Linked DNA regions of Homo sapiens: region 2 is linked to region 1. Evidence: chromatin contacts called from ENCODE Hi-C or POLR2A ChIA-PET data. All regions are on one chromosome and are shown on one strand. Each heading gives the region's core, a stretch centred on a gene start or an enhancer-like site at or near the end of the contact. The rest is flanking DNA. Distances are from core to core; before and after follow the strand shown.

Region 1 (7,626 bases), core at 2,818-5,317:
AGGGCTCCCCAGAGGGAAGGGGAGAAGCCCCAGGACAGACCTGAGGGCTTGGGGCCATGGGGGGTGGCAGGTAGGGCTGAGGCCTCCACGCTAGAGAAGGGATTTGGGCAGGGTCTGGACAGAAGGGGTATGGCCTTGGGATTTGATTTAATTTAAAAATGTATTTATCTCAAAACTGCTAAGAGAACACATGCTCGGACATGCTGCTCACTGCACGTGGCTCCTGGAGGCTGTGGAGCGCGGACGGCCTGCTCTCTTCAGGGCAACCCACCGGGACAGGCCTGCAGCTCAAACACTGCCAGCTCGTGACACAGGCCCGGGCATGGCAGACCTGTGCCCCCTGGGGGGAATGCCCAGGTTTCCAGAGGTGACAACAGCCAGCTCCTCTCCAATCCCGCTGTCTGGGACAGCGGCGCCCCTCTCAGCCCCCAGGGCAGGTGGCTCGCAGAACAAGGTGTGAAGGGCCCACCCTGACCAACCCGAAATCAGGGGATGCCACCCTGCCCTGGGTCCCTGTAGCAGGGTGTGTTTACCTGGCTCCAAATCACTGACAAGAACCTGGGACAAAGACCACCCTTCCTCTGGGTCCTCAGCCCCCAGTGCAGGTTGAGAGCTTGGAAGGTGTACACCAGCTCTCCACAGCCTTGGGAATCACGGGGGTTTATAAGGTAAGAATCCAGCGCTTACTCCACCCTGCCTGGACTGTGGTAGACACGTTACTCGGCACCTCATTAAAAGAGAGCCAGGGCACCCTGGAAGCTGGGGTAGGGAGGGGCGGGCCAGGCCAGATGGCTCCTTCACAGGCTGCAGACCCAGGCCAGGAAAAGCAAAGCAGAGGCATGTGGTTCCCGTGAGGACAGACACAAAGGCCCGCACCTCAGCAAGCCAAAGCCAGAAGCCTTTCAAAAGAAGGATACCTTGTGCCCAAGCAGGGTGAGCCCCAGGCATGCAAGGATGGTTCTCCCGGGAAATGCCTCAGGGTGACCCTCCACAGTGGCCACTCAAGAGGCAAGAAAGCCTATGGTCACCACCACCAGTGTGCAGAGGATTCTGCACAATTCACTGCCCACGCATGAGAAAAATTACAATGAAACCACAAACGGAAGGAAGCTCCTTGACAGATGAGCTGCTAGAAACCCACAGTGAGTATCACATTTCAGGGCAAAACATTAGACACTCAATGATAAATCCGAGCAAGGAAAAGATGACCACAATATCGACAATCCCACCCGGCCCACTCAATTCTGAGGGGGAGGGAGGGAGCGAGGCAGTGGCGGGGCGGGACCCACGGCCTGGGAACACTCAGCACTGCTCTCATCTGCAGCACCTAGGGGAGGTCCCACACAAACACCAGCTTCCAAGCAGCCAGGAGAACCAACGGGAGAGTGCAGTTCTTCTCTGTCAGTTACTCCGGAAAAATCGGATGCTGCCTCAGCTAAAATTTCAACGGGATTTTTAGTCAAACCTGTGCAGCTAATTCTAAACTTTATGTTTTAAAAACAACTAAATGCATAAGAATAGTAAAAACATTTTTTACAAAGAACAAGCAACAAGAAAGTAGGGCTATCGGATATTAAAGCAAATTATAAAATAACAGAAATTAACAGCGTGGCAAAAGTGCTGATGAACACTCAGTGGACGCAGGGCAGACCAGGCAAAGTGTGAGCATGACACGTGAGGTTAGATAAACTGGGGTCCTCCTGGGGAAAGAGTCAGAGTCCCTCTCACACTGTTCCTAAAAATCAGTATGTATGAATTAAATACTAAAAACAAAGAGGAATCAAAGGCCAAAAAATACAGCAGGAGCCACTCGACTGGATTAGAAATCAAGGAAATGTTGCACCTCATAGACTGGCAAATTTTTAAATGTTTCATAATATCGAGTGTTCGAGGACGGAGGGAGCTGATGGGTGGGTGTGAACTGGCCCAGCCGCCTTGGAGGACAACTGAGGGTTGGGAAAGTCAAGTGGGACATGTGTGTGGTTCCAACTACCCACCCTCCCGCCCACAGGGCATGGGGAGCCACTGTCCACGGCACGGCTGGGGCACAGGCTGTGTGGTGGAGCATAGAGGCGCTACCTGGGCACTGGGGAGGTATGTGGACAAAACAAAGCAAAGCAAGGGATGGAGAGTGACCGGGGGAGGCCTCCAGGAGTGGGAGGGCCCTGCAACGGGAGGAACAGCAAGGACAAACTTTGCAAGCTTGTCCTCATAAAGGCAAGGTGGGGTGGCGCGTGCAGATCCACAGGGGAAATTTCAACACATATTGGGGAAAAAAAGCAAATTGAGGGAAAAAATCCACACATACAGAAAACATGCATTTCTAAAGATCCTAAGGAATCTACAAAATGACTACCAGACCTAATGCATGATATTAGTAAATTCATAGGATACAAGATTAGTATTTTAAAAAACCAATTGTATTTTAACATACTAGCAGAGAGCTGAGAAAAAACTGCATTTATGACAGCATAAAAAACTATAAAATACTTAGCAATAAGCTTATTATAAGATGTAAGATCTCTACACTAAAACTGAATAACATTGATGATGAAATTTAAATGGTGAGATATACTATGTTCATGAATTTGAAGATCTGCTTTGCTAAGATGGTAATTCTGAACTGATCTATAGATTCAATGAAATCCCAATCATAACCCCACTAGGTTTTTGTTGTTGTTTTTAAAGAAATAGACAAGCTAATGATAATTTATATGGAAATGCCAAGGACTTAGAATATCCAAAACAACCTCAAGACAGACGAACCAACAAAAAGGACTTATGTTATCTGACTTCCAGATTAATCCTAAAGCTATGGTAATCAAGACAGTCTGGTTTTTGCTAAGGTACAACAAATAGATCAATGGAACAGAAGACAGCCTAGAAACAGATCCACACTTATGAGACTTTCTGATTTTTCACAAAGGCAACAAAACAATCCAATAAGGAAAGAAAAGTACTTATAACAAATGGTGCTGGAACAGCTGAATATCCATATTAGGGGGAAAAAAGGAACTTAACCACTAACACCACATAGACAAACAATTCAAGATAGAAAAAAAAAACCAATATGAAAGCTCAAACTATAAAGTTTTTAGAAGAAAACAGGAATAATATCTTCATGACTTGGGATTAGGCAAAGTTTTCTTAAATAGGACACACACACATACATATACACACACACAATAACTAATATAAATTAAACTTCTCAAAATTAAACTCTCGTTTATTTAAAAAAAAAAAAAAAGTTCTCACGCCTGTAATCCGAGCACTTTGGGAGGCCAAGGCGGGCGGATCACGAGGTCAAGAGATCGAGACCATCCTGCTAACACGGTGAAACCCCATCTCTACTAAAAATACAAAAAAATTAGCCGGGCACGGTGGCGGGTGCCTGTAGTCCCGGCTACTCAGAAGGCTGAGGCAGAAGAATCGCTTGAACCCAGGAGGTGTTGCTTGCAGTGAGCCAAGATCGCACCACTGCACTCCAGCCTGGCGACAGAGCAAGACTCTATCTCAAAAAAAAAAAAAAAGAAAGAAAATGAACAGGCAAGTCACAGTCTGGGAAAAACATCTGTAAAACACATATCCAACCAAAGACTGGACTCTAGGACAAAGAACTCTTAGAGCTCAATAATAAAAAGACAAAAAGCCTCATGAAAAATGAATTTCACTGACGCTGAAACACAAATGGACAGTAAGCACATGTAAATGCTCTTTTGGTGGCAACGGAAATGAGTACCACCGTGAGATACCATTTCATGATTACCAGACGGCCGAGGCTGAGGAGACGGCAGGCCATGTGTTGGCAAAGCTGAGGGCCAGGAGAACTCTCACAGGCTCTGGTGGGAGTGTGAGTGTACAACCACTCTAGAAAAGCGTCTGGCAGCTGCTTATAAAACTAAACATACACCTACCCTATGACCCAGCATTCCATTCCTCAGCACTTACCCAAGAGAAACGAAAACATGTCCACAAAAAGACTTGTAAAGAATGTTCAGAGCAGCCTTATTCACAGTAGCTAAAAATGGAAAAAAGCCCAGGTGCCCATCAGCAGGAAAGTGAGTAACAAATGGTGTATTCATACAATGAAATACTTCTCAGCAATCAAAAGGCATGGACTGCTGCTACATGCAGCCTGGATGGGTTTCAAAACCATTACGCTGAGCAAAAGCAGCCAGATGCAGAAAGAGTGCATCCTACATGATTCCATTTATACAGAGTCTAAGGCAAGAAAAGCTCAACTGTGGACGACAAAGGGTGACACAGCAGTTGTTACCTCTGGGGCCAGTGGGAGAGGTAATTGACTGGGGGGGTGCGTGACTGTCGGGGAATGGTGGTGATGGTCCATAACCTGAACAGGATTTCAGCTGCACAGGTGTCTACAACATTTGTCAGCAATCATTGAATGGCACACTTTAGATTTGCATTTCATTTTATGTAAATACAATCTTCAAAAGAAAAAGAAAAAAAAAGAACCATGAACTCTAGCAGAATTATTTGGGGTGGAGTGTACTGATGTCTGCCATTTACTTTGAAACGCATTTTTAAAAACCCATGTTGGTAGATGGACAGAAACTGCTAGATGAACGGTTATGTAATAAAGATTGTAAAATCTGTGTGGTGGGTACAGGGTATTCCCTATAAAATTCTTCCCACTTTCCTAAATAAAATTTTTCATAATAAAATACAAAGTAAAAGTAACTTGGGAAATGTAGCTAAAGCTGTATTTAGAGATAACTTACAGCCTTTCACTCCTGAACAAAACATATACAAACAGATAAGCAGAGTAACTGAAACCCAAAGAAAGCTAAAACGGGAGTGATCAAAATAAAAACAAATAATTTTGAAGACAAAAGAGTAGAATTGGTTATTAAATACATTAATTATTAAATGGAAGAGACAAAACTTCTTAATTTAATCAGAAATGAAGGTGGAGATACAAATAAAGAACGATAAAGAAAACAGAATATTTAATAAGAAGGCAACTAACATATGAAGATTGAGATCTGACTAAATTTGATCATTAACATTATTTAGAGACAAGGACCCACTCTGTCACCCAGGCTGGAGTGCACTAGTGCAATTACGGTTCACTGCAGCCTCAAACTCCTGGGTTGAAGCGATCTTCCTACCTCAGCCTCCTAAGTCGCTAGGACTAGAGGCTCAGAGGCATACACCACCTAATCTGACTAATTTTTACATTTTTTGTAGAGACAAGGTCTCGCTATATTGCCCAGGCTAGTCTGAAACTCCTGGGCGTAGGTGATCCTTCCATCTCAACCTTCCAAAGTGCTGGGATTACAGGCATGAGACACCATCCTCAGACAAATTCGATCATTTTATGAGTGGCCAAAATTGACTCAAGTTGTGAAAAAACAAAAAAAAAGGACCAAGTGCCATGGAATAAAATTTACACATCATCAAAGAATTACAGCCTAGAAAATCAGGGTCCAAATGGCCACAGTCCAGTAGCCCGTCCAAATCCACTTTCACAGCTATGCTAGGAACTGTGAAAAAGAAAATGGAGGAATGAATCATTTCCCTAAGAAATATCCAAAAAGGGATAGAAACCATAAAACTAATAATCACAAAAGAAACTGACAAAGTTTTCTAGGTCCTACCTCTGAAAAACATACATTTTCTTTAAAACCTCCAAGGAAAAAATAAAGCAGATAACATAAAAAAGAAAATATTCCAAATTAATTTCACAAAGTCAGCAGAATCACACTAAAAAGATAACCGAAAAATACAAAATAATTTTGACGAGAAACAATCTTAGAAAAACACTGGCAAATATCCAGCATCACGAAAAATAAGGAGATACTCCAAAACAACCTGAGTGGGAAGTGTGGCTTTCAGCCTGCGGAGACGTGCAGCTGGGAGCACGTGGCAAGGCTGACCTCAGAAAAGAGGGAGCCACAGGCCTGAAAGGGTCTGGGGACACCAGGGGCCCTGCCCACACCCACGCCGCTATGCGCAGACACTGTTTTCACCGCGGGCAAGGCCTGGAAGGATTTCACATACCACTGCAGGCACTTCTGAACCATAAAAACTCCACGAGCACAGGTTACTTCCACAATAAAAAATTTCACGGTGGGGAACAAAAATAGGTAATTTTTACAAACAAGGAGCCGAGAGCAGCAGCTTCCCAAGGCCGTCCTCCAAAGGGAGGCAGCCCAGCTCTGCAGGTGCCCACACGGACGGGGTGGCAGTGCCATCCACAACAGGCCAGACCAGCTTGGCCATGCTGCCAAGTCTTCATGGCCAACCTCTCTGTGCCTCCACTGTCCTTCGGCCCCCACAGCAGCCTCTGAAGTGTCTTGGGTGATCCCCTTGGGCACTCCTCGGGGAGTGTGGCTGATGTAGAAGGCCAGATGTGAGGCTGTAGGAATAGGAGGGCCCACGGGATGGGACTTGGGCCGGCAGCTGCCTCAAGACGCAGGCATGGACTTACTCTGCAACCATTGCTCACGCCTCAGCTTCATTTTCTCCTTCTTGGGCAAAACGGTCTTGGCCTCTGCACCTGAGGAAAGAGAACACGGGAGTGAGCAAAACGTGTCCAGGTGGCACTCCCATGACCTGAGAATGGGCTGGGGCGGGTCCTGACTGCAGAGCTGCCACAGTCACTGCAACTGGTCTGGCCTGTGCCAGCCTCTCAGACTCCCGGCTCTGGACAGCACCAGGGGCACCTGCAGCATGCCTCGGCCCGGCCTCAGGAGGCTCTCTCAGCAGCGTCCCCCCGCAGTGATGGCCTGGCCACTCACCCCAGCCTGCCCCGGAAAGCAGGTGTCCCAACAAGGAGGCCTCCTCCCCACTCATGCCCCGAATGACTGTCAGGGCAGTCATTGCAGTGAAGCCATGCAGGAATGCCCGACGGCTCATGAAGGGGGCCACGAACAGGACAGAGGCCCTTAGGGGGACATCCCCAAGATCCTGTGTGGTCACGTCAGGCCCAGCGACGTACGTGCTCCCTGCCCCCTGCCAGGCCCGACAATGTGCTCGGTGACCAGAGGCTTCATCCCTGGACCCCACAAAGCGGCCCTCTCAGGGAGCCTCCAAAAGTGAACTCCACAGGTGCCCCTGTGCTTGGTCCACGCGGAGCCCAGCCACCTGCCCGGTGGGCGGGGAAAGGAGGCTCATTTGCTGGGGGGACAGGGGCAGGGGTGGGATGAGCCTGCAGGGCCGTGCAGGTGGGGACAGGTGGAGAGGGCACTGGGTGCTGCGTCTCTGACTCCAGTTTGCTCTGAAACAGAGTGGACTCAAGGGCACCCCCATTTCCTCGGCCTTAACTGATTTCCCGAGACGGTTCAGCCTCGGCTGCATTCTCCCCAGAACACATCTCCCAGTATCTCTTTTAATTCATGCAGACCTTCCTGGCTTGTCCAACAAATCCACCATGTCTAATGAAAAACAAAGCAGAAGCAAGCCCTGCCTGGAGAAAGGCAGTCGCTGCGCTCTGCATTTCAGACTTCACTTCAGGAGCCGGTGTGAAACCTCCAAGGCCCAGGGCTCCCGCAGGATTTAATCCCCTCCCACAGCTTCCTGGTGTGCCTGGGTTGACCTACTTTCCTCCATAGCATCCCAACCTCTCCCTCCCGACCACAAAGGGGAGGGGCTGATTTTGCA
Region 2 (6,717 bases), core at 1,988-4,487, 130 kb before region 1:
TCAGGAGCACTTCTGGGTGACAATGATGGGTTCTTTCTATAGTATGATCGCCCCTAGGAACGACCAGGGAGGCCTCGAGGAAGTACATGGGGACAAGAGCAGTTCCTTCTGGAGGGAAGGCTCACCAGAAACAAATCCAGAGATAGAAACACTAAAGGGAAAGGAGAGTGGATGATGAAGGGGGAGCACTGGGGCTGTCCCTCCAACAGCCTCAGGGCAGGGCAGTGTTGAGGACACAGGCCCACAGCAGCCAGCCCAGACCTGCAGGAAGACAGGCAGGGCCGGCACAGCTGGTGCAGGGAGCGAGACTGCCCAGCTTCCAGACTTCCAACAGGAGATATGCAAAACCCTTCCTCAGAGCAGAGGGGGCACTTGTCCCTTGCGCTTCTGTTCCCTGTGGACAGAATCCAACTCACGCACTCTTTCCTGCAGAAGGAGGCATCTAGAAGGAGGAAATGGGCTGCTTAGCCCAGCCGGTCCTCCTCTCCTCTTGGGCTAGGCGCACCCACACCAAAGTGCTAGGGTTTCTTCTCCTGCCACGTGGAAGGGGCTTGCCCCCAGCCATGCTCGTTACTAGGTGGGAAGTTTGTCTAATTTGGGATAAAGGATTAGCAAACCCGCTTGGCCAGTCAGCCACTTTCTCCAGTTGCTTTTATCTAAAACAGAGCCTGTATCTGATCTCCACTTGCCTATCTACAGTGTGTGCGGCTCTCTCAACTGGTCTGGAATTTGAGAGGGTAAAAAGTGGGTGCTAAATATAAAGCCCCAACAGCCCCACTTTTTAGGCCTCCCTCAGTCAGGAACCAGGACTTACAGCCTACAGCTCCTTGTTGATCTGGCTGTGGGAGACCCTTACTCACAGAGCCTTATTTTCTCGAGCACAGACCCTGCCCCAGGCATCTGGGCAACCAGAGGTAGCCGTGTAATACTCTTCCAGCCAATGAGAGACACTGGGTTTCCTGAACTCCTTATCGCTTTCCTGATGCAGAGACACCCCTTCCTGCCTCACCACCTCTCAGCTGGAACGTCAGGCTGGAGACATGACCCAAGGAGCCAAGCCCGAGAAGGAAACGTGCACCCTGAAACAGCGGGATGCAGAACCCTGAAACAGCGGGATGCAGAACCCTGAAACAGCAGGATGCAGAACCCTGAAACAGCGGGATGGAGAGACAGAAGCCTCGGGAAACGTGGACGACAATGTGAGGCCCCTGTCCCAGCCCCACACCACTGGGGGAAGAGCTAACAGAAAAAGGGGGCAGAGAAAAAACACTGGGTTGAGTTCCAGGCAATGGTCACTGCAGGAAGCTGAAAGGGGGCAGGATGGACAGGAGCCTGGGGAGGGGATCCAGAGCTCAAGCAGGTCTGTGCTGCACTGTGTCAGAGCTCACGGCAAAGGCCGGAGCATCACACGCAGAGCAAGCAGGGAGCGCAGCCTGGGCTGGGGGCAGGTAGGCTGCACCTGCAGGGCTCCTGGTGACTGGGGGACCTGCACAGAAGACTGAGCCAGAAGGATGCCAGGGTGGCACTGCCCACGGAATCCAAGAGGTTGGCTAGTTCTGTACAGTCCTGTTGAGACACTGATTGAGACCAGGACGAAATACAGGCCACTGACCTTAACAAGAGACAGATCATTAGTGACTAGCAAGACCCATTTCAGAGGGATGGAAGGCCAAAACTTGAACAGAACAGACTGAAATGTCAAGGAAGTCGTGATAGTGGAGAAGGTGCCCAGCACATGGGCAGCAGAATGAGGCTGCCAGCTTTGGGCAAGGAGACTGAGTGCAAACCTCGCCTCTCAGTGAGCGTCCAGGCCCCTCGGCTGATGGAGGTCCTCAATTGGTCTTCCTTCATCACAGTTATGACTTTACATCTGCTTGTGTGAGTACTTGATATACAGACATCTGCATCACTAGAAATTTCCATGAAAGCAAGGACCATGTCTCATTTGCCCCCCTCTCTCCCCTCAACATGATGCGAGAGGTTGGATGGGAGGACAGGAAGGGCAGCTGTGTGGACAGGAAGCCCACCAGGTCAGCTGTGTGAGGAAGCAGTCTGGGGCCTCAGCAGGGCCCACGTGCAGGGCCGTAGAAACCTTGAGAGCAGAAACACAAGCAGACATAGTGCTCGGGGCTGCTTCCATGTACAGAGGATGTTCCCTGATCTGGCGGGGCGCCTGGCAGCACGTGAGTGAGGCTGATGGTAGTGGTGCCAAAACAACCAAATGTATCTCCCCAAAACCTATCATTCAAAAGTATCCTAGGGGATTAATCAAAAACTCTCAAAAATTTTACTTGAAGATTTTCCAGTTTAAAGGTAATTTCAGGCAATAAACTAGTATTGGGTCCAAAATGAGCTGACAGTACCTGGGAAGCCACACTACTGCTTGATAAAGACACGGACCAACAGCCTCACAGAGGTTATCAGTGAGGGATCTTGAACAGAGCTCTAATTGGGTACACGCTAATTGCTTTAACAGACAACTGCTTGCAGAGTTGGAAAAAATGCTTTTGAATGTTTCTGAACAAATAATTTGATATATTCTATTTCTCAAAAGACCCTCACTTTTTAAACACAAAGTCATCAAAAAACCATCTTATGAAAGAGAACATTAAATATAACATTAAGATCAAGAAACTATCTTTTAAAATCCTGTAAATAAAAAAAGTTATAATCAGGATGGGCAGACAAATAATTGGATCAATCACAATCACCTCAATCAATGACTAACAAATCACCAGTAAAAACGAAGTGCTAAAAAGCGAGTTATTTAATTTTATTTTTTCAGACACTTCTCTGAGGAGCCCCCATGTGCTGTGCAGGGTCGAAAAACCCAATCCTAATGTACTTAAAAGGGCAGATGAGAGACATTTGCCTGAAATTAAAACATAAAGTAATTCTGTTCTGGGACTTTATCTGAAAATCCAGAAGAAGCCCTTGGCCGGAAGCATCAGCCTCCAGGGCCTCTTCACCCTGACATTCCTGAGGCTGCAGCACAGTCTCCCCATACCCCTGGTGAGGAGCCCCCTGGAGAAAAGATGCACCCATGCCTCCTCCGGGCACACAGTCAAAGGGCCTCTTCCTGAGAGAAGAGGACAGAACTTCCCAACACCCCGAACCTTCACTCCAAACAGGGTAAGACCTAGTTCCAGAGTCACAGCATGAAACGCAAGAGGCGGCAGAAAAACCCACAAGTCAGAGAACAGCAGCTGTGTGGCCCAGAGGGCTCGGCACCCACAGAAAGCCGGGTCCTCTCTTCCTCTTGTCAAGGACGTCAGGCAGAGGCCTGTGGAAACCTGCCAATGGGAGCAGTCGCCAGACCTAGAAGAGCCAAGCCCGGTGTGCCCTCGCCTGGAGTTGTGAGAAAAGTCCCTGTAGCCCCAGATCTAGGGCCTCCAACACTCTCCTACCCGAGACTCCTACCCGAGGCTGCCCTGGGAACTGGTGAGAAAAGCCAAAGTGCACCCCAGCAAAGTGCCTGGATCAGTCCAGTTCCTGAAGCCAAGTGCCGGTGGGGCGAGGTCCAGGCACAGAATGGGCAGTGGCCATGCTGCTTCCTTCCTGGGGAGGCTGCTTATTTCAGAGACTAATTTCCTGGTTTTCACTGTGCCTATTGTGTGAATATTTGGGGGTGGGGTGGGGTATAAGCTGAGACTCATCAGAAGGGTTTCAGGGCCTAGTAACAGATTACCCTGTTGGCTATAGAAATGGGACTGAGATAGCCTCGACTTTAGAAAATGGAACATGATACTAGTTTTGACATCTTTAAGACTTGGGCTCCATCAAGAAAAAAAAAAATTAAAGGTACAAAAATGTGTGATAATGAATTACTCCTATTTTACAGGAATGGGAGGCTTGATTTATAAAATAGTTTTTTAAATTATTATTCAGGTAAAGGGTTAGATTTAAGCTATAAAGAGCTTGACTGGTTTTCCTCTGCCTTGTCTGCTCTGTTTTGGAATAATCCCTAATATTGTTCATTACTTCAAAATTTACAGAAAGATGTTTTTGTTTTTCCTGTGTCATACTATTAGTATCAGTCTAGTCAAGTGACTTGTAAATACCAATAAATAGAATGTATCCATTTTTAAAAATCCAACAGGAGAACAATAATAAGGAAAAAGTTAACTTTTGACTAAAGCCGAATTCCTGATTCTAAGATTTAAAGGTCACCTACCAGGATTAAGATTTGGTCCTCACAACTGTTACCTGAAGGTAAGAGTAAATTCCAATGGTATAACTATATAAAAAAAATAGATAACAGATATTTCCATAAAAATTGTTTATGTTCATTTTTAAAATCTCTCTCATCAAACAGTTGTAATGCAGTAGAGAGAATGAGAAGAGAGAGAGGTCAGAAAGTCACCCAGTAAACAAAAGGACCACAGATTTTTCTCCATCCTCAACAGAGATTCCAGTTGATGAAGAAGGCTGCCATGCAGGCTCAGGGCAAGGAAAGGGAATGTGCTGCTAGCACTGGACCTCAGCTCCGGGCAAGGCTGCACCTTCTGAACCGACGGCCCAGGAGCGAAGTGACCCATACTTCCTCCAAAGCATCACTCTCCAGACATGGTAATCCAGGCCCAGAAGCAAAGGTCAGTCCCACTGTGCCTGTCACACACTCTGCTCCTCTACACCCTCCTCTAGGAAATGAAAGAGGAAGGATGTTGATCTCTAGGGTCTTTTAAATTGTTCCAAATAAATAAAATAGAATTATTTTCTCTTACTAAAAATAAAACACTGATTTTCATATTAAAGACAAATTAATTTTGCAAAGGATTAAAAAAGCAGAAATCCAAATCAGTTTAGCAGAAAGATGAACAGATGGATTTCTGAGGTCCACTGGCCTGCATCCAAATTTCGCAGCCTAGCCCACGGTTAAACTCGATCTGGAGTCTTCCAGCTCCTCCTCCTACAGGGAAACCCCCACTCTCCCTGGACTGTGGTCCACAGGAGAACAAGGAGCTCTACTCCACAGGACACCAGAGCATGAGCAAACATGTGGCAATGCTGTAGGATGCTGGTGACCAGGATCCTGCCCCTGGGAGCCACTAAGCTGCCAGAAGACACAGTCACCCAGGCAAGGCTGTGAATAGCACCCCATATCCCTATTGCTCTCCCTCTGAGCCATAGACAGAGATCATGCTGGTGGGGAATAAGGTCTCATGATGTCCAGAACTATAGCAGAAAACTGTAAGCTGATCTCCTGCTCCTCATTAAGTGATGACAGTTCACACAACACAAAAAGTGCCATTTCACCAAACTGTAGTATTACAACACTTTCATCATTAACCTTTCTAAAGTAAAAATCATCAGATTCAAGTCTTCTGTTTTTTCATCATAAGAATTCAATAAAAGCAGAAATAATTATATAAGCAGTTAAGCCAAACGTCAACTAGCATTGAAGCAGTGGAAGAAATCGGATTGATTTAGAGTTGATTTAAGATAATACCAGGGGCAAAGACAAGTGGATGTCTGAGTTAGGGGAAAATTGGCAAGGACGGTCAAATAGAAAAAACACGTGACTTAAAGACATAGCAGAACATATGCTCTGTGAAGAAAGGGACTGAGTTATTTCATTCACTGCTAAACCTTTGGTATCCAAAGTGCTCAAAAAATATTTATTCAATGACTGCATAAACACATGAATGAAAAATGTCAGTTTATATGAAGTTGATGAACTTCATGAATATAACATGGCAGCAATGCCCAACATTTAAGAAAGGTTATCACAGAACCTACATTGTTTAATAAAGCCAGTGCCACAATAATAATCAGATGCTCAATTTTTCAATAAAAATCATTACAAACCCTGCATTTCGCTATCTACAAATGAGGTGGCCAAGGCAGTTCTTGGGGGGAAAACGTAGAGCTGCATGTGCACAGAAGAGAAAACAAGGATGACGTGAAAATAAACAAGGTATTCAATCCCCAAGTGAGAACAAAGGTGGAGAGAGGTCAGAACCGGGGTCCTCCTGGGGAGGGTAGGAGTGCTGAGCTGCACAGGTACCAGGAAGCCTCCGGGTTGATCCCAGTGATGGTTGTGTGAGTGCACACAGATATGAGAGTCACCAGGCTGCACACTCAGGCCCCACTGGTATACTTATACCTGTTCATGAGAGAAGACTGTCACATTTTCAGGAATTTTGTAAACCAGTTGACAGCTCATCGGTAGCTTGAAATAGGGCACGGTAGGGACATTTATAACTTGGAAATTGGCAAATGCTACAAATCAGGGGTTTCCATACACTCCCACTCCTCCTTCCCACCAAAAGCCAGGTGTTAAGCACTTATACCACTATGTAGCTACTACAGCATGTAAACTACATGAAAAAAATGAAAAGACTAGGGGTAGGGCTGGGGAGAGACTCATTTTGAAAAAATAGAAGGTATTAAAATAAATAGCAATTTTAATTTTGCACTGTGTTAAAAACAGGATTTTCCCCAGAATGCAGGAATGTTTAATATCAGGAAATCTATTAATGAAATTTGCTATATTAACAGACTGGAGGGAAAACCACGTGATCATTTCAACAGACGCACATATGGTAAAATTCTACTGCCACTCATGATAAAGATTATTTTGGACAAACCAGGAAGAGAAGGTAACATGCTAGACAAGATAAAGGGTATGTACAAAACAACTAGAGTAATGTCACACTTAAGGATGAAATACTGGAAGCATTCACGTCAAAGACAACAACGAGATGCAGCCTGCTA

Evidence for each region. Hi-C counts contacts between places; a loop is a spot of excess contacts on that map. ChIA-PET counts read pairs that join two places held with the same protein, here RNA polymerase II (POLR2A).
Region 2: a map of endothelial cell of umbilical vein shows a loop between it and region 1 (2.5-fold over the local background). The contact joins two enhancer-like sites. A Hi-C loop is called at or near these places in 1 of 168 maps with a recorded cell type or tissue (endothelial cell of umbilical vein). POLR2A ChIA-PET finds 5 or more read pairs at or near these places in 2 of 52 experiments (AG04449 and WTC11).

Annotation. Positions count from the first base shown.
Region 1 is chr21:44,958,997-44,966,622 of GRCh38, reverse strand. SLX9 (SLX9 ribosome biogenesis factor) reads right to left here. Exons shown (of 6, transcript NM_058190.4): 3 at 6,455-6,523. Among named protein-coding and RNA genes, the nearest start is that of SLX9, 23 kb to the right of the region's middle. Within about 2 kb of position 4,067, at least 7 of the 41 ENCODE cell types and tissues checked have a DNase peak (open chromatin) inside an H3K27ac peak, as active enhancers do; they include endothelial cell of umbilical vein, where a contact is called at or near this core.
Region 2 is chr21:45,089,977-45,096,693 of GRCh38, reverse strand. All of the region lies in intron 1 of ADARB1 (adenosine deaminase RNA specific B1), which reads right to left. Among named protein-coding and RNA genes, the nearest start is that of ADARB1, 19 kb to the right of the region's middle. RefSeq lists an enhancer at 2,812-3,312. Within about 2 kb of position 3,237, at least 12 of the 41 ENCODE cell types and tissues checked have a DNase peak (open chromatin) inside an H3K27ac peak, as active enhancers do; they include endothelial cell of umbilical vein, where a contact is called at or near this core.